Regions from separate parts of the Homo sapiens genome. Here region 2 is linked to region 1. Evidence: read pairs that join two places in POLR2A ChIA-PET (ENCODE). Cell type or tissue: GM12878. All regions are shown on one strand. Links, peaks and the distances in the headings refer to the core of each region. The heading gives the core; the rest is flanking DNA. Region 1 has its middle 100 kb from the start of FBXW7-AS1. Region 2 holds the start of LOC105377492 (a long non-coding RNA gene).

What was found. ChIA-PET counts read pairs that join two places held together with the same protein. Peaks named below come from ENCODE experiments on the same cell type or tissue, not always from the same donor. Only the 100,000 strongest peaks of a DNase experiment are listed, where the experiment ranks them.
Region 2: POLR2A ChIA-PET joins it to region 1 with 7 read pairs; 2 of 35 experiments call an interaction of 5 or more read pairs at or near these places.

Annotation. Positions count from the first base shown.
Region 1 is chr4:152,228,544-152,243,753 of GRCh38, forward strand. No RefSeq gene overlaps it. Among named protein-coding and RNA genes, the nearest start is that of FBXW7-AS1, 100 kb to the right of the region's middle. In GM12878, for the core only: no CTCF peak of the experiment used is centred there; no DNase peak of the experiment used is centred there.
Region 2 is chr4:152,302,049-152,317,258 of GRCh38, forward strand. LOC105377492 (a long non-coding RNA gene) reads right to left here and starts at 8,717. Exons shown (of 4, transcript XR_939354.3): 1 at 7,823-8,717. RefSeq lists an enhancer at 2,090-2,159. In GM12878, for the core only: no CTCF peak of the experiment used is centred there; a DNase peak (open chromatin) is centred at 8,278.

The DNA.
Region 1 (15,210 bases), core at 7,056-9,555:
CATGTATGCCTGTATGGGTGCATGATGGCGGGTGCCTGTATGGCGGGCATGATGGTGGGTGCCTGTAATCCCAGCTACTTGGGAGGCTAAGGTGGGAGAATCGCTTGAACCCAGGAGGTGGAAGTTGCAATAAGCTGAGATTGTGCCACTGCACTCCAGCCTGGGTGACAGATTAAGACTCTGTCTTAAAAAAAAAAAAAAAAAAGCTTCTCTCCCTATCACATCCTCTCTCAATATCTCTTGTATATTGAAGGCAAAAGTTATCCGCTCGGCTGTTTCAGCACCATCTTCCCTTTTGCTTTTTCCCCATACCAGAAATGGCCACCAACACTTTTCCTCTGCTCAGACGCTAAGCTGGGTCACACCAGGATAGGTGGACGAGGGGCAGCTTTGTTTCTCCGAGAGCTCCTTTCTTGTGAATGGACAAGCACAAAGACCCCTGGGAAAGCTAATTCTCTCCAACTATTTTTCTGTGGAACTCTGATGAATGTAGTTCTCTGCTTTATAGAAATTATTTCACTTTGCAGCAGTCTTGTGGTTTCGGGCAAATTAACCAAAGTCCCAGCCCCAAGGGTGGGCCTTAATTGGCATAACCATGCAATATAATCTCATCCTCTTTCTTTGCTGTGGTCAAGAGATGGGACTGAGCTGCTTATCACATGGCTCTCCCTGTCCATAATAATTGATTAGTCTAATCCAAATGAACTGCAGGACTTGGCTTGTTGTGCTGAATCAAGAGAAGAAGCTCTTTCTTGCCTCGATGGGGGTAGGCTGAGGCTGCGGTGGCCTTTTTGCTCTGAGGGAAGCCAGCCTGTGGATGAAGCCAGTGCGTGGAGGAAGGCAGTCTGGAGACTCACAGGGACACAGGAACCACAGCCCTGGAAAAACTGTCGCTGCCACCTGCAGCACTGTGGGAGTTACCTTAGCCAAAAAGTTTCTCCTGTTGTTTGAAACGGTTTGAGTTTGGTCTGCTATTTTAGTCTGCAACCAAAGGTACTCTTCCTCCTTCCAACCTTGCTGACTCTGGCTTATGTTTGTTTCTTCTAGCTAACTGCAAGCACCTCCAGGGACAAGCCACAAAATACGAATTGAGTAAATCCAGTGATTCTGCATACAAATCAAATGCTCATATTTGTATTTAAAAGAGGTATTACACAATGTAAAGATGAAAAAATTCATGCTAATAATTTGAATTTCAATTTAATAATTAATGTCACCATCTCAGTTGCCTCTTTTTTAAAATGGGATTTTTAAAAATTGCCTCATCTGACAGGATTACATGAACTATCATATGTAAAATGCCTGGCTCTTTGTTTAACGCTTAGTCAATAAGCATTTAGTCAATGGTTTTCTTTTCCTTTTCCCTTCTTCCTTAAAGCAGGAACTGGGCCACACAGCAGGAGGTGAGCCACAGGCAAGTGAGCATTACCGCCTGAGCTCCGCCTCCTGTCAGATCAGCAGTGGCATCAGATTCCCATAGGAGCACCAACCCTATTGTGAACTGTGCATGCGAGGGATCTAGGTTGCGTGCTCCTTTTGAGAATCTAATGCCTCATGATCTGAGGTGGAACAGTTTCATCTCAAAACCAACCTCTCCACCTCTGGTTCGTGGAAAAATTGTCTTCCACAAAACCAGACACTGGTGCAAAAAAGGTTAGGGACACCTGCCTTAAAGGACTAGCCATTTATAGGGAGTGAAGAGGATACATTTGCATCCTGATACAAAGGGAAAAAAAAGAAGAAAAAGAAAGGGGAAAGAGACTTGCTGTAAGTCAAACTCAACAAAAAGAATGTTGGCCTCTAAGCCAGATGATTGCTGAATGGAATCCAGTGTGGGCTCTTTGAGATTCTTCAAGTCCCATCACAAGGACCCTACCCTGTCTCCTTCCCCCTGCAGCAAACCTGGTTCCTGTACTGCCTCCTGATCTCCTGGAGCAGGCTGCTGTGTCAGTGGGTGATTGTCCCCAGTCAGTGTTGGTGTGGCCAGAACTGGGAATCCAGAAGGGCTATGGCTCCACATAGAACTAGCATGGGTCCTGTTCTGGGAAAGAAAGTGTGAGATTCTTCTGCCTGTGGAAATGGGTAGAGGATTCCTAAGTAAAGACAGCTTTTTTCTTTTAAAATAAACTTTTTGTTATGGAAAATTTCAATCATATACAAAATAGACACTGGTATATGAGCTCCTCTGTACCCATTACCGGCTTCAACAGTTATCAACGCCTGGACAGTCTTGTTTCACCCGAGTCCCTACCCACTTGGCCATGTTCTATGTTATTTTTGAGACAAATCAAAAACATTCTATCACTTTATCAGAAACTATTTCTTTTTTTTTGAGCTGGAGTCTTGCTCTGTCACCCAGGCTGGAGTGCAATGGTGCCATCTTGGCTCACTGCAAACTCCACCTCCCAGGTTCAAGCAATTCTCCTGCCTCAGCCTCCCAAGTAGCTGGGATTGCAGGCGCATGCCACCACACCCAGCTATTATATTTTGTATTTTTGGTCGGGATGGGGTTTCACCATGTTGGCCAGGCTGGTCTTGAACTCCTGACCTCAAGTGATCTGCCCACCTTGGCCTCCCAATGTGCTGGGATTACAGGCATGAGCCACTGCACCCAGCCATAATATTACATTTTCAAGGCTTTCCTAAGAGGTAGAGATGGCGGCAAGTACGTGCCATCACCTGCTTTCCTCCTTGCCCCCATCTTGGTTACCCCAGGAGCACTCTGTCACTGTGGATGTGCCTAATTCAGCCTAGCATGGCTGATTGCAGAGTTGTGGTTGGTGCTAATGAATATTGCTTTCATTTCTGTCAGCCCAGAGCACTTGTATCTAAAGAGACCCTCATATCATGGTGGTATTCCCATTCTCCCAGATAGGTACTTATTTTAGGGGTTAAAAAAAAATCTTTGTTTTCTTGTACCTTTTTAAAATGTAGAGTTGAAAAGCTACTCATCTTTATTTCCTATTCCCAGGAAGCCTGCTTTATAAACTTGAGGAGAGGGGGTTTCATGTACTTTTCTATTAGAAAAGGTATTACTTTGCCTTGAAATAATTTTCTGAAGAATCATTTGGGATTTTTTTATAGCTATGATGTACTTCTCATTTCTTAATTTCCTTCTCGAGCATGTATCTGTTTTGATCTTTGATTTCCTTTAAACTTACAGTGAGGTAAATGTATTCTCTTACCACCACCTTTGATGCATCCCAAATTATACCCCTTGGAATTGCTTCAGTATTATTCATTTCAAAATGGTTTCTCAACATTTCTTGAATTTCATTTATACAGGTAAAGTCTTTAAGCAAAAGGTTATTTTGGGGCCAGTGCTCACAGAATCCTGAGCCTACTCAGCCTCCTGAGATGATTTCCTTTGGAAGCAACCCAGGAAAGAATTCAGGCTGAGAGCTACAAAGCACAGCAAAATGGGCAGAGAATTAAATATATATATTGGAATGCATTTGCATTTAAAAACTAGAGTGGAATTCCTGATTTTTTCCCAAAGACCTATTAGATTGATATGTTTGTTTATTTCATAATTTAATCTTTCAATTGCAGATTTAATATCCAATTAAACCCCCCTTTTAAAATAACACTGGCTTCAGAGGCAAATTAGCATGTTAAGAAAAGAAGCGTGCTCATCATTTGAAGTCTGTATAGAGCTCAAGCAACGACAGTCGACCTCACTAAAAAGATGATTTCCAGTAGCCAAGTAGATGATTGGTGAAGTAATTATGTTATTTAGGGCCCTTCTCCAGTGCTGAAAGATGAATCACATTTGCATAGGTAAAAACAAAGACTCAAATGGGAGAAAATAAACCAAAGTTGTTTTGCAGAAACAAAGAAAAATAATGCTCAGTGGTGTCTCTTTCGGAAACATTTTCCTTCTGCTGCCAATCTATGCAGGCTGGAACCCAAATCCTCAGTGGAGCATTGAGTATGAAATCTGGGCATGTCTCTGAGGTTCCAGGTCCCCACAGAGTAGCTGCAGCATCATTGTAACACTCAGTGACAGAAGCTAAGTTTTAAAAGACAATAAATTGTACATCTGTGATCATAGCAGCATTATTCACACTAGCCAAAACATGGAAGCAACCCAAGTACGCATCAATGAATAAATGGATAAACAGAATGTAATGTACATATACAATGCACTGTTATTCGTCCCTAAAAAGGAAATAAACTGTGGCACAGGCTACAACATGAATGAACCTTGGGGACAGTATGTGAAGTGAAATAAACTGATTGCAAAGGACAAATACTGGGCAATTTCACTTAAATGAGGTACCTAGAGTAGTCAAATTCATTGAGACAGAAAATGCAGTGATCATCAGGGCTGGAGAGAGGAGGAAATGATGAGTTACTGTTTAACGGGTACAGTTTTGCAAGATGAAAGGGTTCTGGGGAGGGACAGAGGTAATGGTTGCACCCTAATGTAGATGTACTTAATGCTGCTGAACTGTTCAAAATGGTCACCATGATAAAGTCTATGTTACTTTTATTTTATAATTTTTAAAAATTGGTTAAAAAGACAATTAAAATTGTAGGATTTTGGCCAGGCTTGGTGGCTCACATCTGTAATCCCAGCACTTTGGGAGGCCAAGGCTGGTGGATCACTTGAGGTCAGGAGTTCAAGACCAGCCTGGCCAACATGGTGAAACTCCATCTCTACTAAAAAATACAAAAGTTAGCCGCTGTGGTGGTGTGCGCTTGTAATCCCAGCTACTTGGGAGGCTGAGGCAGTAGAATCGCTTGAACCCAGGAGGCAGAGGTTGCAGTGAGTCGAGATCATGCCATTGCACTCCAGCCTGGGCAACAGAGTGAGATTACGTCTCCAAAAAAAAAAAAAAAAAAAAAAATAGGATTTAAACAAATGGACAGCCCCTCTAAGGTGTCACTGAGAAGCACCACACATATACAGGCTCCCCAAAATACCTATACACCCCACGTATTTCCTTTTCAGTTGTGTTGACAGACATTCCCAGCATCACTCTATTGCTTGAGGTCAGGACCAGCTTTAAGGGGGCACAAGCAGTGCAGTTGCACGTGGCCCCACATTTGGGATTAGGGCTCTGTGGTTGTGGTCACCATCTTGAAATTCTTAATCACTTTATTTGTGAATTCGTATTTTGTAAGTGAAATCCAATGGGACAATGGAGCATACATTGGGGTCTTTGGCTGACACATGGTCCAGCCTCCTGCTGACACCCTGGGATAGTTCTCAGTACCCATCTCCTTCCATAGCCCAAAGACCCAGGGCTGCCCTTGGCCCCCAGCAGGCTGGCAGCTCTACACTTTGCCAGGGGTGCCTCAGTGGGGGCAAGTCTCTGGCCTACCCCTGATCCAGGCACATAGCTGTCCTGGTACAGAGGTTGCAATATTCTTGGAGGTCATTTGTGCTTGTGAGGCTGACTCTGAGGGACTTTCCTGCCCTTGACCTGGAAATGGCTGGTTGATGCAGCAGCTGGTGGGAAGAAGGAATGGGACAGACATTAAGCCCCATGTGCCCTGAATGGTGGGGGAGAGCCCGGGCCTTCCTTGAGGGTGTGCACTCTCCCTGCAAGTAACCCTGTGCCTGGGCGAGTGTTGGTCCAGGCCCACTCCACCACTCGGGGAGCCTCTCTTCCTCCTTCCAACCTTGCAGACTCCGGCTTGTGTTTGTTTGTTCTAGCTAGCTGGAGGCACCTCCAGGGACAAGCCAAGAACTATGAATCGAGTAAATCCAGTGATTCTGCATACAAGTCAAATGCTCATATTTTCATTTAAAAGAGGTATTATACAATGTAAAGATGAAAGGTAAAACTCATGCTAATAATTTGAATTTTAATTTTTCTTTACTTAGAATGACATTAAAAAGCAAATAAAAAACAACATGACAAATGAAGAGAGAAACCGCAGAAGGTAGGAAAAAGCTTTATATTTTAGCACCTTTAACAGCACTTCTTTCCTGATTTTTGAATTGTGTGCCATGCCCAACAAATTATGTCACTGGTCCCGTTTTGGGGTTAGCATTATCTCTAGAAGACCCATTAGGATACCAGTGTGCTCTCTTAAGGCAGGAGTCGGTAAACTTTTTCTGTAAAGGGCCAGAGAGAGTATTTCAACATTGTAGGTTTTCCTAGTCATACAGTCTTTATCTTGACTACTTAACTCCCCCATCAGAGCGCAGAAACAGCCATGGACATTATGTAAATGCCAAGGCATAGCTATGTTTCAATAAAACTTTATTTACAAATAGATGAGGCCATGGGCCATCATTTGCCAACTTCTGTCTTGAGGGGAAGAAAGACCATTCATGTCTCCTCTCAACCCCAGTGACAACTCAGCGAGGGTCCATCTCAGAAGGTAGGCATAGGGCCTCTCCCCAGTAGGAGATGAAGACCAGTCCTCACTCAAAAGTTTTGTTTTAGCAAGAATAACCTGGAAAACTCTGAAAAAAGAAGAGCATAGTTTGAAGCATCCATAATTCAAACACTGTGGTATTGGCACATGACTGGACAGAAGGCACAATGGACAGAAATAGGCCCAGTTACATGTGGAACTGTATATATATATGATAAGGTGCTATCGCATATCAAGAAGGAGGAGTTGGACTTTTTAGTAAGTGATGTTGGGTTAACTGAAAGGCCATATAGAAAATATAAAGTTGAATTTTTTCTTCACCCAGTCACAGTAAGATAAATTTCAAATGGGTCAAAAATTTAAAGGTAAATAAAAATGAAACCATATACATATTAAAATAAAATATGGATGAATTCTCTTATAACATGGGAATGGGAAAACCCATCCTAACTATGACTCAAAATTCAGATGAAATAAGGAACAGATGAATAAATCATTACTTATCAACTTAAAATAACAAAACACTTTTGTATGGTGAGAAGCCACGTAAGCAAAGTAAAAAAGAAAGAAAATGAGTGACAAACTAAAAAAAAATTTGCAATGAATTTAAAATGTAGGATTGATTAACTAAATACTCTGTAGTCCTGAATTTGAATTAGAAGTATCAGCAAGAACTCAAAGTATATTTTATCTTTAAAATATAAGCTACAGACTGGGGAAAATATGTGCAAAAAACATATTTGATAAAGGACTATTATTTAAAATATACAAAGAACTCTTAAAACTCGATGATAACAAACAACCCCATTAAACGACGGACCAAAGACCTTAACAGACACCTCACTAAAGAAGATACACAGATGGCAAATAAGCATATGGAAAGATGTTCCCCATCATACGTCATCAGGGAACTGAAAATTAAAGCAACAATGAGATACTACTACGCACTCATTAGAATGGCCAAAATCCTAACACTGACAATACCAAAGGCTGGTAAAAATGTGGTGCAACAGAAATTCTCAACAGGATCTTCGCATTCCCTGCTGGTGGGAATGCAAAATGGTACAGCCACTTTGGAAGACAGTTTGGCAGTTTCTAACAAAGCTAAACATACTCTTACCAATCTCTGTCCCTTCTGCTCAATTTTTCTGAGAACATAAAACTGCTCTTTAAAAAAAAAAACCTCTTTTTAAAAATTAAAAAATAGATTGAAAAAATGCATATTTACTCTGAAAAAGCCCAGAAATAAAAACCAACCCTGTACCACTGAATATTCCTAGCGTCCAGATTGTGGTCTTTAAATGCCATTTCCACTAAAAGGAACCAGGGGGAATAACTGATTTCTCCAAGAGAAAAAGCTAATTCCAGGTCTAGGGTAGGAACTGTACAAGATGAGCCTGGGACATCTTGTTATATCAGACAGCACGCAAGACATCAAAGACCACTGGAGCCAGGTCAAAAGAACCCAGGAGCCAACTTGCAGAGGCTCCCCAGAGACAAAAGTGGAATAATATGGCCATCAGTATGGAAAAAAAAACTGCAGTGGATTGAAACACACCAAATATGTTTAAATCCCTGAATCCAGAATAATACTTGAGAAAGAAACTCATTGATCACATTTAATGGATCAACAAACAACTAGGGAACCAGCAAACAACTTTGAACCAAGCATTTATCTTGCCTTTCCTGCATGAATTACATCTCAACATTTCAGGATAACTAGACCACTGATAAAATGTTCGAATTTAGAAAATATGTGTTAATAAATGAAGAGGGAATAATAGAATTAGGAATGATCATCAGTGGCTGCTGACATTGCAAAAAGGGAGACAAAAAGTCATTATGTGCCTCTTGTGGGAGGTGCACAATGTCATCTTTAAAGTGTTGCCAAAATGTTGAACCTGAATCTTATTGAGACTTCATTCTAGATCGAAAAACCAATTTTAAAAAAAATACAATGGATAAAATTACATTTTAAGTACATCATAAAGATGTAGTCAGCAAAATCTTGACTGTGGAATACTTTGAAGATGAAATAAAGTTTAGATCAAAGACTAAACTGCAAGGAAAAGAGGGAGAGAATGAAAGAGGAGGAGGAAGAAAAGAAGGAGACAGTCTTTTTTTTTTTTTTTTTTTTTTTTTGAGATAGTCTCGCTCTGTCACCCAGACTGGAATGCAGTGACGCGATCTCGGCTCACTGCAAGCTCCGCCTCCCGGGTTCACACCATTCTCCTGCCTCAGCCTCCTGAGTAGCTGGGACTACCCCGCCACCACACCCGGCTAATTTTTTGTATTTTTAGTACAGACGGGGTTTCACCATGTTAGCCAGGCTGGTCTCGATCTCCTGACCTCGTGATCCGCCCGCCTTGGCCTCCCAAAAGTGCTGGGATTACAGGCGCGAGCCACCGCGCCTGACCGAGACATTCTTAAAAATTGAAACAGTTAAGCAACATATCAGCCTTTATAAGGTGTTGGGCTTATTTGAAATAGGCTTCCAAAAAATGAACTATAAAAATCACTGGGCCGGGTGCAGTGGCTCATACCTGTAATCCCAATACTTCGGGCAGCCAAGGTGTGGGGATCTCTTGAGTTCCAGAGTTTGAGGCTAGCGGGGGCAACATAGTGAGACCCTGTTTCTACAAAAAATAAAAAAATTAGCCAGGCATGGTGGTGTGTGCCTGTGGTCGCAGCTACTTGTGAGACTGAGGTAGGAGGATCACTTGTTTCCGGAAGGTTAAGGCTGCAGCAAGCTATGATCACAGCACTGCCCTTCAGCCTGGGCAACAGAACAAGACCTTGTCTCAAAAAAAGAAAAATATTGATAAGACAATTGGGGAAATTGGGAACACCGGATAGTTAGTAATATTAAGGAATTGTTGTTAATTTCATTTCATTGTAAAGATAGTACTTCGGTTATATTTTAAAATAATTCTTTTATTTTAGAAATACACACAACAATATTTGTGTTATATTGTGATATCTTAGATTAGCTTCCAAATCCACATGAAAGAAGAGGAGGCAAGAGAAATAATGTGAAACAAGAGTGGTCCTGAGTTGATCATGCTTGGATCTGTTATGGATATGTGTGAATTCATTGTTCCACTTTCTCTACTTTTGTATATGTTGGAAATTTTCCATGATAAGACACTTTTTTTCAAGTTTTGTTTCCTTTTGTGAAGAAATGGCTTTGAGGAGTTTTGGTTGTTTGCCTACAGCAGAAGCATGCAACAAGCACTTAATGAGCACCTACCACATACATAGCTTAGGGAGACCACCTGCATACTTCAATAGGTCAAAGGACACAAAGTAGCAGAGACATAGGATGAACAAGCCCAGAGATCTGATGTTCAACATGAGCACTAAAGGTAATAATATTGTATTGTATTTGTGATTTTTGCCAAATGAGTAGATTTTAGCTGCTCTTGCCACAAATACACACACACACACACACACACACACACACAATGAGTAACTATGCGAGATGATAAATATGGTAACTTGCTTCACTATAGTAACCATTTTACTCTCTATATGTATCCCATGATATCATGTTGAATACCTTAAATATGCATAATAAAATTTATTTTTTAAAAATAGTTCAGGTGGAAGAGAATGTAGTATTGTGGTGGCAGGGGAAAAATGGAAAAGAGGGGATGTTTATTAGGAAAAAATACGAGCCACTGTGAAATCGAGGCAGGCTCCAACAAAGAAACATTCAGATATGTTTTCTTTAATGTCCTTGGATGGACCTATGAAAAAGCCAGTTGTCTAAAAGGACAATAGATTTCTCTATTTGAATGGAAGTTTAAGTTCTTTGAATTCTATTAGAATTAAATACCTTGAGAATTTACATTTTTAAAATTCATTTATGATCAGAAACCAAACATTCTATTACAGTTTACAAGGTCTGCACTGTTACCTGGAAAATAATGGATAAACAAATTCCTTGCAGAATAATTAACAATGCTCCATATTGCTGCTGCCACAGAAGAGTCTTGACCTTTATCTTACCTATGTATTTATTCTACTCCTGCTGTCTTCCAGCAGCCCATGCTGGGCTTGAGGCTTGAAGTGGTCCCTTATGAGGACACAGGAAGAGCCCATACTCAAGTCAAGCTGCCTCAAGGCACGGGGTCTGTCAAAGTATGGAAAGACTGTGTGTGGAGTTGGAAAACCATCTGAACCAGAACTGCACCCAGAATTAACAAGATCCTTGGTTTCTCTCCAACTGACCCTGTTTTCTCCACATGGAGGCTCTCTTCTTCACTCCCCTGACCTTCCTCTTCTTTCCCTTGGCTTCTGTCCAGTCTTAACTTGCACAAGGATCATGAGAGCCCCTTCAGATCCAGTTCTATCTCATCCCTTTGCAGTTCCACCATGGTGGTGTTTAGTTTCAGTTACTGAGTGAAGAAATACAATTGGTCCAGCCTGTCTTCCATGTCATTGCAAAGCCTAAGGACTGCCCCTGGTCAAAGGCCTATGCATGTCCTATCAGCTGTGGCCTAGGGAGGAGGTGAGCTGAGTCACATAGCACAAAACATGGCTGCCTGTAACTGCCCCTTGAGCAGGGCCTGTGGATGGGGCAGAGTCTCTTAGAAGGGGCCCCAAGAAGTCTAGTACTGTGTAGATTTCTAATATATCCTGCCAGCTTTGAGCTGACTGCTACTAATTTTTATAGGAGTCTCAAAACCAGTTTGGGCCTCCATTTACCAAACCCCAAATTCTAACTCATCTCAAGTGAAGGAGATTTAGGATTTGGCAGCCTACTCAGTGCAACTTACCAGGAAATAACCTTAGGCCCCAGGAATAAAACTATTTTCAACTTCTGCCACCCTCTCAGCTCCTTAGAAGACACAAACAGAACCGATTACCATCTTGGCCACTAGGGAAAATGCTTAGGGTGAAGGGGTAAGTTTTGTTACTGCTGATATTTATCAGTGTTGAAGCTATCAATAATTATATGACTAGCAATTGTTTGCCAAACATTTGTGATATGATAGGCAGTGTTCCTAGAGCTCTTACATAGGCCGCCACATTTAATCCTCCCAACAATAGGTCTCTCTCTACTTGACAGATGAGTAAACTGAGGCTTAGAGAGGCTGAGTAATTTGTCTGAGGTCACACAGCTATGAAGTAGCACATCTAGAATCTGAATCTTGAACTGATTCCTTAATCAATATGTTATGTTGTCCTCTGTGCTGGATTCTATCACTGCTGCCTTGCGACCTCTGGTCATGTCACTTAACTCCACTGGCCCTCATCATATCTTCAGTAAAAAGGGCCCATCTTTTAATCATTGAAATATTTTTCCCAACTTGTTTGGACATGGTTAAGTGCCCAAGCTGCAGTCTCAGAGTGACCCGACTCATTCTGGGAACAAATGTCCCTGATTTAGCAAACTCATTCAATGGCTACATATTCTGATAAGGGGGTCTTGGCCTGCACAGCATGCAAATGCATTTCAAAATGAACTCATTTATGATTGCTTTAAGAAAAACTCCAACATAATGAGTTTCTGTGGCTTTATTTACAAAAAGGGAACTTTCAGACTCTGCAATTACCCAAAGCAGTAAAGCAGCAAAGAAAGCCAGCATGTTAAATAATAATTGCAAATGTTATATAAATGAGAGTGGTTTGATTGAATTTATTAGATATGTGTTGCTGGCATTTTAAGATATAAAGCATTTATCACAAAATGATGATTTCTTCACTTAAGCTCATTAGGAAATCACACATCAATTCACACATAATTACAGGGGAATTTCTGCTGCTCCCCACAAATCATTACCATGTTAGCTGAAGTCGAATTGGTTTTTCCATGATTTGGAAAGATGAGTTCTCAACAGGAACCCATAGAGAGAGGAGCTACACTTCCCTGGGGTCCCCACATCCTTGAATCAGTCAGAGGAAAGAGTGGCCTAAGGACTTTACTACAAAAGGCTAGGACTAGTCCCAAGCAAGAGCTGAGGCTTTCTCTCCATCAGAATCTCGGCATGTGGATCACCCTGCTTCGATAGATGATGAGTTAAGAGTCTAGAGATATTACTTGCACCGGACAAGTGATGACCACGATTTGAGAGAAAATTGGAAGTAGGAGTGAGAGAAGAGAAAAAAAAATGAAGGGGGCATAAATATAAGTTTATAAAATGTGTTCAATGTGAGTGTTATTTATAGTTAATGAGCAAGATACAAGGCTGCCAAGTGGCCATGAACCAACCAAGAGGAAGAACAGTCTTTTGATACTCCTATAGTTGGCAGATAATGGCTTCAGATTTTCTTAATATGCATCTTGTAAAATGTAAACTTACTGGCCATTCAAAAGTGTCCTTCCTTGCAAGACTGACTCTCATCTTTCTTTCCTTTCCCTATATATGAGACAAATTAATTATACAAGGAAGTCATAGGAGAGACAGGGTGGGAGACAGAATAAGGAAAAGGACATATGAGAGCAGTGAGTGGTTATTAGAAGTAAAGAAAAATGGAGCTTTAGCTAGCATGAATCACTGGTCTATTTCCTTAATATATAAAGAGCTCTTATGAATCGATAAGAAAAAAAGCCAACAATTCATAGAAAAATGGGCAAAGATCATGAAAAGGTAACTGACAAAGAAAGAAATGCAAATGACTTTCCAACACAGATAAGATACTCAATCTCATTTAAAATTAAATAACCAAGTTAAAACAATAATGAGCTACAACTTTTAACCTATCAAGTTGATAAAAATCAAAAAAGTTAGATAATATACCATGTTAGTAAGAAAACACTCATATAACTGGTGAAGTTTCATGTGCAACAACTTCTCTGGGGAGTAAAATTTGTCAGTGTATATCAAATTTTTAAATAAACATACACTTTGACCCAACAAGTCCACTTCTATAAATTTATTCCATGGCTATATTTACACATGTTGGACAATTTACATGGGGATATTTATTGTAGTATTACAATAGCAAGAGAATGGAAAAACCTAAATTGTCCAACAATTAGAAAATAAAGAATGCCATGTAACAATTAATAAAAGAATAAGATAGGCTTATTTGTATGTATTGAGAAATAACAATCTCCTAGAAATAAAACAAAGTTTTAGAAAAGCAAGGAAAGTGTATAATATACTAACATTTATATAAAAGCAAAAGGATATAGATGTATATGTATACATATGAATATAGAACATATTCATATATAGAATATATGAAAATACAAAGAACGCTTTTCCTATGGAGAACTGGTAATAGAATTTGTTATCATTGCCCATGCCAGACCAGCATTAGAAATTATAGAATTTATTTAATATAATTCTGAAGGTTTTTTATATTTCTCTATTAGAAAAATAATCTTTGAAATTTAAACTCATGTGTGTGTATGTGTGTGTGTACATACACATGCATTTGCATGCTTATAAACAGTATATTTCTGGAAGGACACTAAAGAAAGTGTGGTGGTCTCTGAGAAACAAGGGGGTCGGGGGCTTTGGAATTAGAAATTTTTTTACTGTAAGTTAATTCATAGTATTAGGCTTTTTTTTTTTAACCAAGTTACTATATTACATTTTTAAATCAAAAACCAGACGTATGGGTTGGGGGTGGGGGGACTCTTTGTGATATAAATAGAAATGAGGTCTGTGAGAATCATTTAAACCAAAGAAAAATCACAAGTTAGGTTCTTGGGAGCAGAGAAGCATCATCTTGAGAAGAAAGACTGTCAAATGGAGGAGGCAGCCCTGACACTGGACATCACACATCGTCGCTGGACACATGTGGGTTTCTATTACTCTGTTTCTAAAACAGGGGAAGTGGTGGAGGAGAATACATTCTCAGAGGCCCCCTTCCCTGCCTCTCAGGAGATGTTTTAAGGGTGATGGAACTATTATATGACATGCTTCCTAATGGCTTTTTTACAGTATGTCTTCTCAGGAAAGATGTAAGAGATAAATGACAGACATCAGTATTAAAACTCCCCTTCAGAGAGCAAACCACCATTTGGAGGGAAACTGCTTTGGAAAGCGAGTGAACTTTTTCTGGAAATTAATGCAAGTCAAAAATCTTCAAAGAAAGATTTTAATTGAAAACTCAAGACCTTTTCCTATAGATAGTTCTGGGAGCTGGAATTTCTCTTCAGTTTGCCTTGGGCTTCATAAGACATTTGGGGTCCTGGATCCCGTATCTCCACCAGCAGCACAGAGCCAGTAGTTTACAGAGCATGGCCATTTGTCCTGGGTCCTGCTGGGAAGTCACAGACAAAATACCCTGAAGCCCCCAAGCCCTTCAGTGCTCTGAAAGTCTGCTGTGAATAAGAACACCACACTTCCTGGACTTTACCTGACTCCTGGGTACCAGAACTTGAGTCTCCCTCAGGTGTCCTGGAAGTACTCAAGGTTGTGAGTGATTTTGCCTTAATTCCAAGGGGAATGAATGCTGGCTAGTGCTTGCCATTTCAGAGCTGCTGGAGGCTAGTTAAGAAAACAGAACCAGAGTTTTTTAAAAAACTGTGCTGAGACCAGGCAGTTCAGGGCATTTTCTCGTGAATGAGCTTTGCACAATCAGCTCAGGAAGTTGCTAGCCTAGGATCTGAACTGCTCAAATCCAAAATTTGCTAGCCTAATAGCCAATAAAAAAAAACCAAAAGAGAGGGGGAAAAATACATGCAGTGTCTTCTTGAAGGATTAGCTGAAGAATTATACCAATTTTTTTTTTAATGCTCAAATCTCCAGACAAGTGAGAGTACGAAAGAGATTCTCTTGTTAAGAATGAAAAGGGGGAAAGAATTCACCTCTCCTTTCAGGTGTAGAAGGAGGAAAGCAATGAATAGAAAAGGGAAATGGTTTCCTCCTTTTTGGGAAAGAATAGTATTAACCTTCAAGTAACTGCAGAGGT
Region 2 (15,210 bases), core at 7,220-9,719, 74 kb after region 1:
TTTGAGAAAATTTTTCTGTAAATTTAGATTTACAGAAAATTTGTGAAGATAGTTCCCACATACCCTGTACCTAGTTTCTGCTATTAGTAACAACTGACATTTGTATAGTACATTAGACACAATTAATGACCCAATATTGATACATTATTATTATTATTCGAGACAGAGTCTCGCTCTGTTGCTCAGGCTGGAGTGCAGTGGCATGATCTCGGCTCACTGGAACCTCCACCTCCTGGGCTCAAACCATCCTCCTACCTCAGCCTCCCAAGTAGCTGGGATTACAGACATGCATCACCATGCTCAGCTAATGTTTAAATGTTTTTTTTGTAGAGACGGGGTCTCACTATATTGCCCAGGCTTGATACATTATTGTTATCTAAAGTTTATACTTTATGCAGATTTCCTTAGGCTTAAAAAAAAATCAGTATCTCTTTTCTGTCCTAGGACCCCACATTACATTCTGTTATTACATTTTCTTGGGCTCCTCTTGGCTGTGCCAGTTTCCCAGACTTTCCTTGTTTCTGATGTCCTTGGCAGCTTTGGGGAGCACTGGTCAGGCATTTTGTAGAAACCCTCTGTTGGGATTTGTCTGATGCTTTTCTCATAATTAGACTGGGCTTAAAGGATTTTCAGACGAAGATCACAGAGGTAAAATGACATTTTAATCACATATCCGGGGCACATATTATCAATATGAATTATCACTGTTGATGCTGACTTTGATCACTGGGCTGAGGTAGTGTTTGTCTGGCTTCTTCACTTACAGAGTTACTCATTTTCCCCATCTTTTCCATGCTCCAGCCTTTGGACAGAAGTCCCTGTATGCAGCCCACACTTAAGGAGTGGAGAGACAGGCTCCACCTTACAAGATGGAGTATCTACATCAATTATTTGGAATTCTTCTGTTTGGGAGATTTGTCTCTTCTGTCCCATTCCGCTCATTTGTCTATGTCAGTATGAACTTAAGGATATTTATTTTATACTTTCAGTTATAATATAATTCTATCTTATTTTATTATTATTATTATTTTGCTCAAATTGTTCCAGCTTTGGCCATTGGGAGCTCTTCCAGTTGACATACCCCACAACTGGTGGGGAGAGGGTGTTTGTTTAGCTTTTTAAACATTTTTATTTATTTTTAGACCTTCCTTACTTTCTGGCAGTACAAGATAAGAGCCTTTTTAAAAATATTACAATTTTACATAAACATTTCAATTTTACATAAAAGTAAAGAAAATAGTATAAAGAAATCTCACATTCCAGTCCCTTAGGTCTAACAACTGCTAAAATTTTTTTGGTATATTCACATCATCTGTTTTTATTTTTATCTCTAACAAAGATTTTTAAAACATGTAACTATAAAAACTGCAATGTCACTATCACATCTCACAAAATAAACGCTAATTCCTAAATATCACCTATGATAAGTCATTGCTTAATCTTGGCTGACTGTTAAAAAAGGCATTTTTATAGTTGAGGTGGTGAAATCAGGTTTACACTGGATTTGGCTAATTGTATCTTCATGGTGTGATTTAAGATGTTCATCTATCTCCCATATTTCTTATAAACTAGAATTAGATCCAGGAGCTTGATTATATATCCCCCAAAGTTAAAAACGTTAATGAGGAAGCCTACACCCTGAATGAGACTTTGAGACTTTGTACTTTGAAGAAACTTCTCTCTCGTGGAAGTGAATGCCCTCCAGACCCTATGTTCAGGAAGAAGCAAGAGGCTTTAAGGCTGCCAGGAATTCACTGCTGATGATGCCCAGTGGAAATGTCAGGAGAAATGTAACCAGGCTCATATTTTATTAAGGTTGTGATTGTTGTTTGCGAGTGCTTTGGTTACCAAGTTCCATTGGTTTTTATGGACTGCCCCAACTCTATTTTTCCCATAAGCCCTATTATTTTTTAGCATGCCATTTTGTAGAACTCAGAGTTTTTAGCAATGTATATGTGATGTTAGAGCAGAAATGCCAATACATTTTTCTTGAAAAGAATAGAAGGCAGTCAGGTCAGTCCTGGAAATCTGAGAACGTTTGGTGTCTCTGTATGCAAGGCCCCTCTTGGCCTGTTTCCATTGCCACAGAGCCTGACAGTCCTCTTGAGGAACCCTTGGGTTGCAGCTCCCCCTCAGCACCTCCTCGTGGTCCACAGGGAGGGGTCCGGGCCTGGCAGGGCCTTGCCTCTGTTTGCAGCTTCTCTTGATTCTTCTGATTCTGCTTCATTTACTCCCATAGCCTCTGTCCCTGCACCAGGGCAGCAAGACCAGTTTCTTTTACAAAATGTTATGAGTCAGCTCCCTGCCCGTCCTCAGGACAGCAAATTGAGCTCCCTCATCTGCCGTGCAAGAAGGGCCTTTCGGAAATGTTAATTAATGATGAGGCCATGCATTGACAGACCAAGCTCAGGAAACAGCTCGTGCGTGCCAGGTGATTCTGTTCCCAGGCAAAACAGTAGACATACTGCTGCTTTGGGAGTTAGGGGGTTTTTTTAGTGATTCATTTGTAGTGCTGGGAGAAATGATTTTTCTTTTAGTTTTCTCTCTTTCTCTATTTTACTCTGTTCCCTGCCCCCCAATCAATTTTTCAACAAGTAATTCCAAAGTCTTGGTGCCAGGTGTCTTAGAGAGTGAGAAAATTAAGTTTTAACTAAAATGTATGTCTTACAAAACAAAGGAACAAACAAAATACACCTACTGGTGCTTTTAGAAAGAAGGCCACTGGGTGGATGATAGTTGCAAAATCAACAGAACTACGTTGTGTGACCGGGCCCTACATCACATCTTCCCACTTGGGTACCCCATCTCCTCCCTATTCCAAAGACCAGGGGGCACCACCAGATCCCCCTTGGAACATGGAGTCATGTAGACCGAGCCTGGCAGCGGGACTGCTCCCTCCTTCTTTGGGAGAGAGGCCCCTGGGAGCATCCCCACCTATCCTCCGGGCAGGGGAATTGGGTGGGTCTCAGGCTGCAGCTGGAGTTTTGTCACCAGGCCAGTGGTCACCTCACTGCACCATGTTATGTGATGGAAGAATTTCCACATCTGCAGGTGACTCTGGAGTGGTTTGTGCTATGTCCTTTCAGATTCCTTCTCGGCTACAGTTCCCACACATGAGGCTCCAGGAATGTTTTTGAGGTTCTTGACTCAAATAAGGTGGGAGTGCACACAGAGGGCCTCACTCCTCACTGCCCAGAACTCGAGATGACCGTGAGCTTCCTTCCATTCCTAACCCTCCTTCTTGGGATCCTTCTTTTAAAAATTTCCCCTGCTTTCCTGAATCCCTATTTCCTCCCATTTCTCTGAACATTCTACTCCCTTCCTCAGAAATCATGTCACAAGTTTCTTCTTGTATCTTACATATTCCCCAACTTCCAGAACTTCCTGGAACTGGACAAAGAGGAGGGCCAGCTTTAGTTTCCTGGGTAGAGGCCAATCTCCAATCTCCACCACCATCTGTTTGACGAGTCAAATGACAGACACACATTCAGCCTCTTTTGCTCATTGGTAAATTAGAGATAAAACTCACCCATTTCTCAGGCTTGCTGTAGTATCAAAAACTGGCTTGCTGAGAGGTGGCCATTATTACTACTGATGGTGCAAATGGAACACCATTTTAGTTTCAAAACGGTGTTTCCAGCCAGGTCAGCTGCCTAGCACCTTTCCCATAAAGTTGGACCTCAAGGCTGCAGGTCGAGGGCAACCTAAATGTGGTCAGCCTGCCGAGCCCCAACTCCCAGCCAGCTTGCAGGTTCCTCTCTTGGACCCTCCAGGAGCCTCCATACTGCAGCTACTCTCTCAGGGGTCTGTTCAGCCAATGATGGCTTCCAAAACCTCCCCCTTCAGACCAGACCCTAGGGCCTTCCCCTGCTCTGCAGAGTGAGAGAAGTGGGGTCCTAGGGCAAATGCCAGGCGGAGCTCTACAACCACCTTCCAGATCCAGATTCAAGGAAGGGCTTTCCCAACCTCTTTCCAAGTTCACTCCCACCTTTCTTTTTGTTTATTTTTTTGAGACAGGGTCTCGTTCTATCACCCAGGCTGGAATGCAGTGGGGCAATCACGACTCACTGCAACCTCCACTTCCTGGGCTCAGTGATCCTCCCATCTCGGCCCCTTGAGTAGCTGGGACTACAGGTGCAAGCCACCACGCCCGGCTAATTTTTTGTATTTTTTGTACAGACAGGGTTTCATCTTGTTGCCCAGGCTGGTCTCGAACTCCTGGACTTAAGTTATCCACCTGCCTCAGCCTCCCAAGGTGCTGAGATAACAGGTGTGAGCCACCGCCGCCAGCCATCCTGCCTTTTAACTGGCAAAGCCTGGGGATGGATAGTTGGAGGTGGCACAGAATGTGGCACGTGACAGTTCCACAGACTCAAACCAGCTCTCTCAGGTTTTCTAGCTCAGTTGAAAATAATCGTTTACAGGGTGGGATGGGGGAGCATTGGTATTTCATTCCTTACAAAGCTCCTGTTGGGGCTGGAGGGTCAGTCTACAATATGTCTGATGAGATTTATTGTCTTATGGGAGTCCAGTTCCTTTATCTGATTCCCAAAAGTTTTGCCTGAAACCCAGACCCTGTAATAAGACAGCCACCAGAGTGTGTCAGAAGTCACTGAGAACCACATTTCTTCAGAGTAGTTGGATTTGGGGAACAGGGAGTAATATTTTTTCCACAAATCAATTCTGCTGAAGGATGGTGTGCCCTCCCACCCTCTGAAATCCCAGGAAGCTTCTGTCATGTGCAGTAGCAATTCAGCGTCCACTTGGTAAAAATAGCTTTTTAATTTATTGACTGGCAAAATACTCTATTTATCAAACCATTCTGGGTTCTTCTAAAGATAAAATGGAGGTAAAACCCAAAAGGAAAATTAAAGCTTTAATGCAGTCTTGCAGACTTCTGCTTCATTTCATTGTAAATTGCGTGCAATAAAACATAGCATCGGCAGCCTGCATAAAGCAGCTGTATAATTTTCTTTTGTGCAGGGAACTAATTCTGAAGACTTCTCACCTAAGAGAAGGCTTACGATGGTGGATGACTCCCGTACACTAATTATGTCTTCCTTTATTTCTTTGGCTTGAACTCTTAATTTGCTTACAGTTTAATGAACATCAGTTCTTGCTGAGAAATATCTAAGTACCTGGGAGATTGAACACTTAGGCAGTCAAATGCTCTCACTCCCAACACTAATCTTCAAACCCTCTGCATTCTAAACAGACTTCTAAAGGAGAGTGGCTCTTTAAAGGCTTGTGAATCACTTTTGAGCAGTAACTGTACACTTAAATTAAAAGCCATGATCTGGCAGGAGACTTGGGTTGTGCTTTAAAAAAAGAAAAGAAAAGGCTTTCCTAGTTCAGGTACAAGGCATGAATTGCTGGTTTCTATCATTGCCTGATGCAAAAACCATGAATTGTATAGCTGTTTGTTTCCCTGACTTTGGTCTTCCCAAGAGTTTCTCCAAAAAGGCTTAGTTACTTTCTGCAGGTGTTTTCCCTTTATCTCTGAGAATTTAGAAACTGAGGAGCTGGAGAAGCAGGGAGGGGGTTTCCAACCTGGACCTTGCCTCTCATTTCCAAGGTCTCTTTCCTTTAACACTTCACTCCTGGAATGGTGATGCTGAGCTTACTTTGATGGCAGATAATTTCAATATATATCATTACAATTAATGGCCATTATGTGCTTCACTTGCCATGACTTCTCAAATTTCAGTATTTGAGATGAAGGACCATTCAGATCAGCACCGGAGGGTGAATGTACAGATTCTGGTTCAGCAGGTCTGGAACAGGACCCAAGAGCCTGCATTTCCAAGCAGCTCTCTGGTGAGGGTGCTGCTGCCGCAGGACACTCTGAGTAGTAAGAACGAAGCTCTGTACCTGGATAGTCTGAGTTCTTCTTCATTATGGCGTCTGAGGTAGTACTCTTACAGATGAGGCCACCGATGTGCAAAAACAGGAAGTAATGTACCTGAGGTCAACGAGCTGTAAACGGCAGAGTCTGAAATTGATTCCGTTCCATTTGATTCCAAAGCCTGAGAATACAACCCCTGCACATTGCTCCTGCATTTTTCAGTAGGTGCTCTTGTGAAAAGGAAGACATGAAATGAATTGGTTCATTGCTCTTAATCCAGAATATTCTGTGGGTAGTCCTTGTTAAAGCCAATAAGCCATCTCTTAATTTACCACCATTGTCAATCAAGGTTTGTGTCCAGCTGGGCATCACTGTGTTGCCATAGGAGAACCCAACCTCGACAAGCGCTGAGTAGCCAATGTAGGCTGGCCCAGTGCTCCTGGCAAGGTAAGGGAGGAATCAGTGTGACGGAGATCTCTGGTCACATCTCTCTAATGCTTTCAGCACTCCCCAAGGAAGCCATTTTCTCTCTGATGACGTTGGGTCAGATTACTCAGAAGTGGATTGTAAACGGACAAGGAAACTTTTGCACTTCACTTGAGAATTTCAAATGGCACAATGTGTTGCTTCTTCATTTGGGTGAAATAATTCACTTTTTTCTAACACTGCACATTTAAGTCAGGGCCCTAAAGAGAGGAGCAACAGCACATGGTGGTTAAATGTGTCCACACTGGAGCCAGAATGTCTGGGTTCAAACCCTGGCTTAGCTAGCTGCTATGGACTTGGGTGATTTACATAACCTTTCTGTGCCTCTGTTTTCTCGCCTGAAAAGGAGAGGATGATAACAATATTCCCCTCATAGGCTTACTGTGAGGATTACAGAATTTATACATGTGAGGTCCCTTGCCATGGGATAGCACCTCAAAAACGTGAGCTGCCATTATTAACAGGAAGCTGGAACAGCCTTGCGGAGAGTGCTCCCTGAAATGTGGGCGATGTTTCTTTCTTCTATACCTATAGCCCCAGGAGCTAATTTTACTGATTCTTTACAATAGGGAATAATGGGAAAATAAACTTCTGCAAAGAATTGACACTATAAGTAGTCCAAAGCAGAGAGAGAGAAAAATGTATACGTGACTGTTAGCACTTTTATGGATGATGCTTCTGTTTACACGTTGAGTCTTGAGGCTATTTAAATTAAGACCTTCTGCTTTGACTACAGCTGTGTGCACAGGCGATGTTTGCTGAGCCCAGTTCCTGTGCTATCATTGCAGGACTGAAATGCAAACATACTTGTAAAGAGGAAACACACTTTTATTTCCTAAGGGCCCTCTAATCAAGGCAAAAGCTATTACTTGATCGCATAATTAACCTTAGGAATAGAAGTGTAAACAGCACAATTCATGAATTTGTTAATTGGTCTTCCCTGCTACTGATATTAGCCCAAGTTGATCTGTTGTTCTCCTCTGTTGATTATCTTAAATAGGAAGTTTTCTAATTTGGATTTCTCCAGGGTAAGCAAGGGAAAAGAGTGAAGTAAGATATTTTTAACAGATTGAGAATATTCTGTAATTTTTTTTTCTTCGAGGTGGACACAACTGGAGGGAAGATACTATATATGTTATCAGATTTGGACCTCTTTCCAGATTTCCATTCTGTGCAGTGATTAGCCACATATCTGGCTTTCCCCCAACCTCACCCCCCAGGCAGTGAATACATAAAACAACCAGTAATGTTTCATAGGCAGCCATGCTTCCTGGACTCTGAATCTCAGTCTAATTTGGTTCTAATTTATTTTCCCCATTGCAATGACTCCTTAGCTGAGCGGAAATAAACAGAAACACTGGGGGGTTGTGTAGACTCAGGTCCTGCAGGTGGAGAACATGTGTGTGTGTGTGTATTAGTCTGGGGTGGGGAGGCTTTGAGGAATATAGTACCGAGATCCCTCTCCCATGAATTTTAAAGAATTGTACTCACCAACCAGGAAACTTGAATTCTGAGAAAAGTGGACATGGTACATCTGTAGTAGGAACTTGGGCCAAGTTCCAGAAACAGCCAATCAACACTTCAGAGATTCTTTCATTCTTTCATTGGAGTCCCTCATTATGACACCTAGTTATTCAATTAAATTAGACCTTAAGCCTCTAAGGGCTGCTTTAATTTAAAAAAAAAATTCACTGAGGGTAGTGATACTAGGCCTGATTTATTCACACATACCTAAAAATATTTGCAGAGACATCTGAGCAATCATCACTGACGAATTCAGAAAATTAAGAAGCTGCCCACTTCAACCAACAGGCAACTTCAGTTAAGAAGGAATGGTTAAAAAGCCCTTAACAAAGAGAAACTTGCTAGTGGTCTCTCTAGCTGCTTTGAAACCTTAAGGAATCTTGCTGGGTAAGAGTCTAGGTCACCAAGCGGAAAGCCACAGTGAAACATATACAAATGAATAGCCCGTGGCTATGGGATTCAAACACCACAAACCACCAAGTGCAGAGACATGGAATGTCTGTGGTTTGGGGGCCTTCTGGCAAAACAGGATGTGTTCAGAAGGATCAGGTGGCAGCAGTCTGTCATTTAGACCTTAGGACTTAGCCTGGAGAGCTGAGCTGACACAGGGAGCCCCCCAGGCTGACTGCCATGCCTGTGGGTGGGCCTCTGAGGCTCTCACTGGCTCTAGGCCTTTAGAGAGAGCAGCCAGGGCAGATGATTTCATGGGCAATGTCTCTGACTGTCTTGGGCAGATTTGGAAAGTCAGGAGTAACTCACAGTGATGGCACACCCTGTCACAGCTGGGCTGCGGACCAATGTACACCCAGACCAATTCACACTGCACACTTCCAGGTATGAAAGACCTTTGGTCATCATGGGAATTATGAACTCACCCTAAGGATTCCATGCAGTGGGACTAATAGAGGTGCACAGAAGTCCTTCCAACTCATTGCTTCTGCTCTTCTATGGACCCCACTCTGGCCTTTTTGAAATTTTGATCTAGAATTTCAAGGGAAAAAATAGAGTCCCAGAAGGGATACTCTGAACTTCACTTTATAAAAAGTTCAGTCATTTTCATTTTACTGAAAAGCATTTCCATGTGGAGAAAACACTTAAGATACCTGGTGGGAGAATCTGGAAATAAACCCCAATGAAAGTTAGGAGGAGGTGATGGGAAAACAGGTTGGAGAGGGGAGAGGGCACTTATATCCTTGAGGATCCCCAAGTGGCTGGTCCTCTTGATATAAGATGCATGGGGTTACAGCTCAGTTTATCCATCTGCACATGCTCAAATCAGAACCTGAAGTCAAAAGCTCTGGATTCTGCTAGTTCCAGATCTTAATATATGATGGTTTCCACCTTGAGACTGATGAATGCTGCTAACAGTGATATTATCAAGTACTTTTTATTAAGAACTCATGAGCCAGAGACTATGCTAAGCACATTACCTACATCATCTGTTCAGTCTTCAGCAGCCTGATGAGGTTAGGACTATTATTGTGCCTGTTTTACAGATGAAACAAGAGACCAGAGAACTGAGGTAATTTGCCCACACATGGATTCCATCCTAGCCTCTATCTAGCTATACAACTCCTCCAGGAAGAGCACCCCTAAGGCCCTCTTTGTGACATGAGACTGACTAGATAGATCATTCTTGTTGATGGATTCTACTGGCATGGGTAAAGAAAGGTCACTATTTCTGAAATCTGCCATACTGACTTTTTTTTGCAGAGGGTGTTGGGGGAACTTGCTTTAAAAAATATATTTCTAGCAAAGTAATGCAAATACTCAAAGTATATAAAAATGCTATAACCCTCCACTTTCCCCCCAACCATAGAGGCAAATATTTTTAACTTTTAGCTAACTCTTCTGATATATACATATATATATGTCCCATCTTTATATAATATGTGCACCTTATTTTTTCATTTTAGACATTAATAACTTCTAATTATGGTAGATGAGGATTTAACTCTCCCTCTACTATCCTCTCCCCCCCACTGATGTTTTAGCAATCATAATCATAGTATTTACATTTTTATGGCTACATAAATATAGTTTAGTATAGTTTCTAGGGCTAACTAGTATACTATGTTTTTAAACATACTTTTAAAAATTAATAATTGCCTTATTTTTATCTGTTGCATAGCTTTTTATATGTTGAACCGTAAAAAATTTCTAAGTGTACCATCAGCTGTTCGGAACGCTGAGACTTTTTTTCTCTAAAAGCTCTGGCATGATAATAAGATGATTATCATTTCCTTTTGTACGCTTGGGATGTTTCTTCCATTACTTTCCCTGCTTACACCTCAACTGCTAGTTCTTGAATTCAAATGCCCACCTACCATCCTAGAACTCCCTTCACCCATCTCCTGTGTTAAAATCCCTATTTTCTGCCACGTTTTTCTTGATTGTGGTTTGTTGGACCACATATTCATTTCAGAAAGAAAAGGTTTCTGAGAGGGAGTGCTTTGTGTCCTTCCATGCTGAAAATGTCTTTATTCTCCCTCCCACTTGATTATTTGGCTGGTGTAAATTCTAAATTGAAAATACTTTGCCTGTACAATTTCGAAGACTTTGTCTTCTATTATAGCATCCAATGTTGCTATTGAGAAGTCCAAAATTCCAATTCTTATTTTATTTAACCCCGACTTTTCTCTCCACAAGTTTTTAGGAAGGTCTTTTTAGCCTAGGTGCTTCAAAATTTCATAATGATGAACATGGATGGGCAGTTTTTTTTCATTCATTTATTCAAAGGGCACCCAGTGGGTCCTTGTCATCTAGGGGTTTTCTGTCATCCAATTCTGTTCATTTTTCTTGCAGTTAAAAACATTCTATTCTTTGTTTTCTATTTTCTGTTTTGGACACCCTGTTATTTGAATGTCAGATGTCCCAGACTGATCCTCTAAGTTTTTAATATTTTTTCTACTAATTTCCATCTCTTCCTTTAACTTTTGTTTGATTTCCTCAATTTTTATTTTCAGTTTAAGGTTTTCTTATGAAATTTCCATTATATTTTAGTTTTCATGAGCTCTTTTAAAAATTGTATCCTAGGCAGGGCAAAGTGGTTCACACCCATAATCCCAGCACTTTGGGAGGCCAAGGTGGATGGATCATTTGAGCCAAGTTTGAGACCAGCCTGGGCAACATGGTGAAACCCTGTCTCTAGAAAAAAATTAAAAATTAGCCAGGTGTGGTGGCATGAGTAGTCCTAGTTACTCAGGAGGCTGAGGTGGGAAGAACACCTGAGCCTGGGGAGGTCGAGGCTGCAGTGAGCTGAGATTTTGCCACTGCACTCCAGCCTGGGGGAGAGAGTGAGACTGTGTCTTAAAAAAAAAAAATGTATTCTGTTCCCATATTATAAGATGCAGTATCTTTTTGAGGGTATAAAACTTTCTTTCTCAAAGTTTATTTCATGAGTTTTTGGCTTACTTAGTCTTTTAAATCAGAGTCTTTTCTCAAACGTTCTTTGATTCTTGACTATCTGTTCATATTTTAGAGACAGATGCTAAAAAGTGAATAGGAAGCTCTGTATGGTTGGGGCTCTTAGAATGAGAAATTTCTCCTCTGATTGGGTAGGGAGCCAGCAGTTTCACTGAAGGAGTCCTCCAATAAAATGCCAGTATCTAGAGACTTTTTCTCTCAGGTTGTTCACTTCTCTGGGAAAGAATCCTCTGGTATATTTCAGACTGTTGGCATTCTGGGAGAGGGTTAGGGAGAATGTAATCTCCATTTTTGTTTCTGAGCCTCTTCTGTGCCTGTGTGCTCAGTGCAAGGTGGGGTGAAGTGGGTAGTGGGATAGGGGGTAACACAGAGGTGGTCCCCTGGCTGAGAAAAGGATGTAGGGCTCCAATCATTCCATGTGTTCTCCTTTTCAGCTAGTCCCCCAGTTTTCAGCTCCTGTCTTACCTTTGCCTTTCACAGAAAAGGAATTAGCTTGCTTCTCATTTGTATCCCCCTTTCTGGGCACATTAGATTGTAGCTTTTATACTCTACTCAACTAGAGTAATCCACTCCTACATCTGTCTTCCTACATCCAAAGTTGATGAAATCTTTTGTCTACTCGATTCTCTTCTCCTGCTTCCTTTCTGGGGTACTGATTTTTAGATTTCTCAATTGAAATAGGTTCTTTGGAGAGAAAGAAATAATTTGTCATTTTAGACTGGATTGCATTTTTTTTTTTTTTGAGACAGAGTTTCTCTCTTGTTGTCCAGGCAGTGATGTGATCTCGGCTCACTGCAACCTCCACCTCCCGAGGTCAAGCGATTCTCCTGGCTCAGCCTCCCGAGTAGCTGGGATTACAGGCACCTACCACCATGCCCTGCTAATTTTTGTATTTTTAGTATTAATGGGGTTTCACCACATTGGCCAGGCTGGTCTTGAACTCCTGACCTCAGGTGTTCTACCTGCCTTGGCCTCCCAAAGTGCTGGATTACAGGCATGAGCCACTGCACCCAGCTGGGATTGCATATTGCCTTCTAACAGGGGAGACTACTGTCTTAGGTTCCCGGCACATTTTGGGAGGCAGTTCAAGCATTGCGTCCTGGAAATTTTACAGATTTCCTCTTCCAGATAAACTTTGAAATAGTAACCTGAAACATAGTTACCGATATCTTGTTAGTGGTAGTAATAATAACAAAGATGGCTAGTATTCATTAAACACATAATTAGGTCAGTACTGTACCAGATGCTTTATGTTATTTCATGTAACATTCACAACAGTTTCTTTTTTACAGATGATGAAAGAGGTTCAGAAAGATTTTAAAATCCTTTCGGAGTTGCATGAGCGGCTGAGATGGAATTTGAACTCAACTGTCTTCCTCATTCCTGATTCATAATAAAATAATAATAATAGCTGCAACATTTATTGAGAATTTGCTAGGTATCAGTGTAAGTTCTACATGGTCCTGACTTTCCTGACAATACAGCATACAAGCTTGCTCCTTCACTTGCCTAGTTGTCTTTAGAACACAAGTACATCAATGGTGAATTTATTTATTTTTAACGTTTTTTATGTAACGAAAGTATCCATCTTCTGTAGAAACAGCATTTCTTTCCTCCTGAATTATCTGGTAGTAGTCTTTCTTTTAATAATATGCAATTTTACCTACTTTTCCTAAAATTTCATTACTAAGGAGATGGCTTAGAGTAGGTTCTTTCTTCTTAGGCAACTCACTCTCTTTTGTTTCTGCAGTTGAAAAAAAGCAGGAGGGGATTCACACAGCCAAACCATACCAGGAATCTACTACACATTTTTTCTTCAGGCCTCCCCTGTTGAAAACCAGGCACTTGCTTGAATAGCTTTATGTCAGCTTCTAGTTTGACAGGTCAAGGCTGAGGACTACATCATTTTCTGGCATGACCTATGAGATACTACGTGTTCCTGTATTTTCAAGGCAGTTGTGAATCAATATATAACATAGTGGTTAAGAGGTTGGGTTCTGGAACCTCAATGCCCGGGTTTAAATCCCAGTTTCTCCAAGTTTCGTTTTGTTTTGTTGACACACGGTCTTGCCCTGTCACCCAGGCTGTAGTGCAGTGGCACAACGACAGCTCACTGCAGCCTCAACCTCCCATGCTCAAGATATTCTCCCACCTCAGCCTCCCAAGTGGCTGGGACTACAGATGCGTGCCACCATACCAGGCTAATTTTTCTATTTTTTGTAGAGATGGGGTTTCACCATATTGCTCAGGCTGGTCTTGAACTCCTGGATGGTCCTCCTGCCTTGGCTTCCCAAAGTGCTGGGATTACAGGTGTGAGCCACTGCACATGCCAGCCCCCCTTTTTTTCCTCTTGTGTCCTTGAGCAAGTTACTTGGTATCTTTGTGTCTCAGTTTTCTTATCTGTAAAATGAGACTTTGTATTAATAATAATAGTAAGCCATGGGATAGTTGAGAATATTAATAATTTAAAAATATTTAGAGCCATGCTAAGTGTTAAGTGCACAATGGCAGTTAGCTACGATAGTTTATTACAGGTAATAACAACAAACAACTCTTTAACAAATACTATGTGCCAGGCACTATGCCATACATGGTCTTACGTAGTCCTCATAATGTTTCCTCATTTATAGATGGGGTAAAACACAGAAGTTGAGACAGGCAGACATGGATTCATGTTGAAACTGATGAAGCTAATCTTGAGGCCCTCATTTAACAGATCCCTGGGAGAGCTAGGGGTTGCTGGGAGTTGTAGTATTTCAGGTGGGCAAGAGAAGCCAGGCTGCAATCTGAAGCATTTCTGATAATTGCCTAAAGAGATCTTATTTGGTGGCTCACGCCTGTAATCCTAACACTTTGGAAGACCAAGGCGGGTGGATTACCTGAGCCTGAGCTCACTTTGAGATCACCATGGGGGCAACATAGTGAAGCCTTGTCTCTACTAAAATACAAAAAATTAGCCGGACTTAGTGGTACACGCCTGTAATTCCAGCTACTCGGGAGGCTGATGCAGGAGAATTGCTTGAACCCAGGAGGTGGAGGTTGCAGTTAGCCGAGATTCAAGATTGCATCACTACACTCCAGCCTGGGCCACAGAGCGAGACTCTGTCTCAAAAAAAAAAAAAAAAAAAAAAAAAAAATCTCAGAAGGATCTGCATTTCCTAGGCTTCTAGGCTTCAGTAATTTATCATCTTTCTCATTCTAAATGTTTATTTTTGGATCTAATTGTATTTTTTTTTAAGAGAGTCCTTAAGTTTGTAAGCTTTAGGCTCCCGAAACCCAGATCCAACCCTGACCAGAGATGTATGCAGTTTTACTCTTTATACCATACTGTGTTCTTGCTGGATGTATTTAAGCTATTCAAACTCCCTTTAAAGGAGTGGAGAGCATACTCAAATTGAAAGACTTAGTTTTTCCAACTACATTTAGTAAGGAGTAAGGGTCTGATGAATCCTTAGTGGCTGTAACTAAGTTTAAAAAGCCCTGCAAATAACCTTCCCCTCTAGGTGAGTAGCAGGGTTTAATGTCTCTTTTATAATTGATTAACCTCCTGGAAAAGGGTAAATTGGCAATATACTTTTGTGGTCTATTACATTTGAATCTTTGATTTGCAAGTGGCTTCAAAATAATTTTACTTGCAGAGCACGGCCGCTGAAGCAAAACAGAATCCAAACAGCCTTCACAGGTTTTGCCATCACAGATATTCCAAAGGAAAGAATGAAACATCAAAATGTCCATTCAGTGGCTCCTTGTCCTTAAGAATCCTGGGGAGAAACAGATCATCTGAAATAGAAACTCTGCTATTTTTATACCCAATTGCAAATTGGGAAGTTGCCAGGCTTTTTGTCTCAGCAATGAGTCTTCCTAGGAACTGGATCTAGAATTTGTTTATACTTCACGCTCTGGTGAAAGGTGCATTCTGAATCCTTTCA